Linked DNA regions of Homo sapiens: region 1 is linked to region 2. Evidence: read pairs that join two places in POLR2A ChIA-PET (ENCODE). Cell type or tissue: OCI-LY7. All regions are shown on one strand.

Region 1 (2,500 bases), 550 kb before region 2:
TTTGTAGAGGTGGGTCTCATTCTGTTGCCCAGGCTGGTCTCAAAACTCCAGGCTCAAGCAATCCTCCCACCTCAGCCTCCCAATGTGGCATGAGCCACTGCGCCCGGCCTGACTGGCTTTCATGCAGCATAATGTCCTCAAAGTTGTAGCATGCGTCAGAACTTCCTTCCTTGCTAAGGGTGAATATTCCATCATATGTACTTACATTTTGTTTATCCACTCACTCTTATTTATTTTTGAGATAGGGTCTGCCTCATTCTGTCACCCAGGATCTGGAGTGCGGTGACACAATCACAGCTCACTGCAGCCTTGACCTCTTGGGCTTAAGTGATCCTCCCACCTCAGCCTCTTAAGTAGTTGGGACTACAGGCACACACCATCACACCCAGCTAATCTGTTTATTTTTTGTAGAGATGGGCTCTTACTGTGTTGCCCAGGCTGGTCTTGAACTCCTGGGCTCAAGCGATCCTCCTGCCTTGGCCTCCCAAAGTGCTGGGATAACAGGCACAAGCCACCATGTGCAGCCCTTAGATTCACTTTTTTTTTTTTTTTTTTTTTTGAGATGTAGTCTCACTCTGTCGCCCAGGCTGGAGCACAGTGGCGTGATCTCGGTTCATTGCAACCTCCACCTCCTGGGTTCGAGTGATTCTCCTGCCTCAGCCTCCCAAGTAGCTGGGATTACAGGCCTGCGCCACACCCAGCTGATTTTTGTATTTCTAGTAGAGACAGGGTTTCACTATGTTGGCCAGACTGGTCTCGAACTCCTGACCCCAGGTGATCCACCCGCCTCAGCCTCCCAAAGTGCTGGGATTACAGGTGTGCACCACCACACCCGGCCTAGATTCACTCTTGATGGACAACTGGGCTGCTTCTACCCCTTGGCTATTGTAAAGAACGCTGCTATGCAGAACAAGGGTGTATCTCCCTGAGACCCTGCTTTCAGGTCTTTGGGATATATCCCCAGAGGGGGGACTGCTGGATCATATGGCGGTTCCCTTTTTAATTTTCTGAGGAACTGCCATACTATTTTCCACAGCAGCTGTACTATTTTACATTCTCACCAACAGTGCAAAGGGTTCCAATTTTTTCACATTCTTGCCAACACTTGTTATCTTCTGGGTTAATTTGTTTTGTTTTGTTTTATAGCAGCCATTCTAATGGGTACGGGGTGTCCTAGGGCTTTTGAACTTAGAACCAGAGAAAACATCCGCACAATCTGTCCCCAGTTGTCAAGGCCATAAGAGGTGAAACACAGGTGCTACTAGCAGCCCTGTCTCCTGCCATGTAGAGAAAGCCTGTTTACAGTGAGAGAGGAGTGAGCTGATTTGCAGAGAAAAGAGAAAGTCTCTAAAGCCTCAGATTGGGTAGTACAAGTTGTGGCTGGAGCCTAGATACTTTCCTGCCCTTGAATTTGATGAGACACCTCATTAACCCAATCATAAATCCACCTTTTTACTTAAGTTAGAGTTGTTTCATTTGCAACCATGATTCTTGCCATAAACATCTTTGTACAAGAGTTAGTTCTTCAGTCTTTTCTTTTTTTTTTTTTTAACCTTTTCTTCCTTTGATTCTTTCTTAGAAGTAGATGGGATATAAATAATTTGTACATTCAAAAACCCTAAATTTGTACATTCAAAAACCCTAAAGAAATGCCCTTGCAGAAGTAGAGGGTTGTGGTTAGAGTATGAGTTTGGAGTCAGCCCAAACTGGCTTCAAATCCTAGCTCAACAAATGTTTATGGGATGTGTTAACTAACTTGATGGTGGTATAGATAGATAGATGGATAGACAGATAGATAGATAGATAGATAGATAGATACACACATACATATATACACATATATAAAATCACTTTATATAGTTTAAATATATATAATTTTATCTGTCGATTATATCTCAATAAATCTGGATAAAAATAAAAGGCTGACTTCAAGTAAAAAAACAAAAACACAAATAAGTGCTTTTAAGCAGCAGGCCCTTGTAGATGCCAGGGATAAAGCAGTGAACAACAGACAAACATCGCTGCCCTCACCAAGCTTTATCTCTGCTACTCGGCAAATATTTGCATGTTTACTCTGTGCCAACCACTGTTCATTAAGCTGTGTTTATAAAATGGTGATAACAGATTATCTTGTCCGTTTGTTTTAAGGAATCATTATAACGTATGCATGTGCTTGATATAATGCCTGACACACAGAAGCACTCAACACAGAGAAGCCATGTCTACGTTTAGACAGGGAGGTGTGTCTTGCAGAAATTAGCCTCGATATACATTGGGTGCCCACTATATGTTCCACAATCATCTTAAAATAGTACTCAGATCCTGGCAGAATTTACTTTCCAGTGGGAACAAGAGATAAATAACAGGTGCTATGAGCTGTGGCAAAATAATGAGCCAGAACAGACTCTGGAGCCACCCACCTATTTTCAAATCCCAGCTTGCCCTTGGGAAAGTCACCTAACTGCTCTACTCAGTTTCCTCAGTTGTAAGACAGAGACAA
Region 2 (2,500 bases):
ATGTAATTTGGGATTTGAAAAAGCATATCAGACTGCTTCCCAGAGTACCAGTTCTTTTCAGCTGGTCCATTTCAACTTAAGAGGTCCATCTATGCATTTTTGAAGCTTCATATTTAATAAATATAATATTTCACTGCTGTGTTTGACTATTCCGTTTCCCACACTTTCTCCTTCCCTACCCCACTCTTCTGGATCCTGTGTTTCCCCACAGGCTTTGTGAATGCCGGTCCACTGATGGCTGAACTGCAGGTCTCTCCCCAGTGGAAAGCCCCAGAGATGAGCCAGATCTGCCTCAGCTGTGGCCATCCGTCAGCGTAAGGTTGCTCTGGTGGTCGTCTTCAGTTTGTCCAGCTCTTCCCCTTATCCCCCATCCTCCCTCATGTGTGGCTGAAGCTTGCCCTGGAATCCCACCTTTGTAGCATGTCACTCGGTAGTAGTAGAATTTTATTATTGTTGCTTTTTTTCATTTTCAATTAATGTTAAGTGATTCTCTGACAAATTTTGTTGACCATAGCCCTCTTTTCCCCTCAGTTCATAGATTTCCTATAGGAATTCTGGTTTGCTTTTAAATACATATAGAATACAGTTTATTTAAGTTCTGGATTTCATAAGCTTACTTGGAAAATACTTTTTTAAAAAAAACATTTCAGGTCAAAGCTTCCAAAAAGAAATTTCTTAATCTGAAACAATGAGAACTGGGTTCCTCAGGCCTCATGTCATTTCCCCTCACCCACAAATCAAATGTGTAATGCTCTCATTTTATGATGTATTGAAACAGTGAAGCAAATGCGAGAGGGAGAGAGACCTACTCTCAGCTGTAGCTGATAAGTGTGTCCTAGCATGGTGATTTGAGCAAATAGAGCACCTTTTCTTTTCCTTTTCTTCAAATAGCCATGCTGTCTTTTGCAGCAGTTGCTGGTGACGGAATACCATAAATCCCCAGGCCTCTACCACAGAGCTTACATCTTTAGATGTGGGTTTACATGTTAATCCTACAATGTTATTTCACCTCAGTGGTCTGAAGTGCGCACACAGTACATTTTGTTCTTTAACTTCCTCTTTTCTTGTCTAACTGGAAGTCCCCAAATGTGTGGATTTAGAAATGAGTTCTCTAGTGTTTCTAGTTTTGAGTTAAGGAAGTTTTGTCTTGATATTGTTTAGGTGGTTGTTTTTGTTCTGTGCCTTCAAAAATAATTTCTTACAGAATTTTCTGTGTGAACTGGTGACATCATATGCTGTAGTGTAAAGCTTGTAGAGAAGGGGGCATTGGTGTCTTTTTGTTGTTGTTGACACTTTATCACTCCTTATAACTGACACAAACCCTGAGAAGAGAAACAGGAAGGAAACTCCCTGTTCTTACCATGATGCTTTTGTTCAAAATAGCTGAAAACAGCAGAGCTGACGGAAACCAATTTGAGTGTGACAGCTGATTTGAGAAAGAATGAATTAAGAGATTCAGGCTCTTCTGCTATGTTGAAATCATTTTTACTGAAAGATTAGCTGTTTGGAACAGGGATTGACTTTGTCTCTCTGAAAGTAGGCATGAAGAGTTCGGTTAGAGGAACCGTTACAGATGGAGGAGAAACTTGAGGAAAGGTCTTTCCTGTAGTGTGACTACAGTATTAACATTCCCAGATTATATGAAAGAGAAAGGAAGCTTCATTAAATGAAACATTGGAATCAGGAAGACTCCGGCTTGGCTCCCTGAGCATTCTAACTTGTTCTGAGCCTAGTCTCGACAGAAGTAGCCTGACACAAGTGGCTCAGATCAAGGGTCCATATTACGGGCAGAGTAAAAATAGGTCCCAGTTTCATTAGACTTCTCATACATTTAAGGAAAAAAAGATTTGTTGCCATAGGAACAGACCAGTTGTTTTCTGTCTTGTGGGATTTTAGGAGCTGGGGAGATAGGAGGATCCCTGTGCTTATAATCTAAACATCAGTAAATGCTGGTTTTTTTTAAAACAACAACAACTTTATCTTTTATGATTCTGAAACCTATCCACGATAAAAATCATTGGAAAGTATGAAAAATATAATGATGCTGAAGGTATTTTTCATAATTCTTTTTTTTTTTTTTTTTTGGAGACAAGGTCTCTCGCTCCGTCGCCCAAGCTGGAGTACAGTGGCACGATCTCAGCTCACTGCAGCCTCTATCAGGCTTAAGCAGTTCTTCTGTCTCAGCCTTCATAGTAGCTGGGACTACAGGTGCACACCACCACGTCCAGCTAATTTTTGTATTTTTAGTACAGACAGGGTTTTGCCATGTTGCCCAGGCTAGTCTCGAACTCCTGAGCTCACATCATCTGCCTGCCTCGGCCTGCCGGAGTGCCAGGATTACAGGCATCAACCACCATGCCCGGCCTTATTTTTCATAATTCTTATCACCCATTTACTTGAGCTTATACCATAATGATTTTATATCATTCTTTTTTGCTTAACATTTATTATAAGCTTATTTCATGACATTAAAAACGTGTAAATACCTTTATTGTATCCC

What was found. Peaks named below come from ENCODE experiments on the same cell type or tissue, not always from the same donor. Only the 100,000 strongest peaks of a DNase experiment are listed, where the experiment ranks them.
Region 1: POLR2A ChIA-PET joins it to region 2 with 5 read pairs; 3 of 35 experiments call an interaction of 5 or more read pairs at or near these places.

What each region holds. Positions count from the first base shown.
Region 1 is chr1:39,834,060-39,836,559 of GRCh38, forward strand. The region is part of intron 3 of LOC105378667 (a long non-coding RNA gene); the gene reads left to right. Among named protein-coding and RNA genes, the nearest start is that of LINC02811, 18 kb to the left of the region's middle. In OCI-LY7, no CTCF peak of the experiment used is centred here; no DNase peak of the experiment used is centred here.
Region 2 is chr1:40,384,788-40,387,287 of GRCh38, forward strand. The region is part of intron 1 of SMAP2 (small ArfGAP2); the gene reads left to right. Among named protein-coding and RNA genes, the nearest start is that of SMAP2, 12 kb to the left of the region's middle. RefSeq lists an enhancer at 958-1,227. In OCI-LY7, no CTCF peak of the experiment used is centred here; DNase peaks (open chromatin) are centred at 984, 1,354 and 2,154; H3K4me3 peaks cover 2,500 bases; H3K27ac peaks cover 2,500 bases.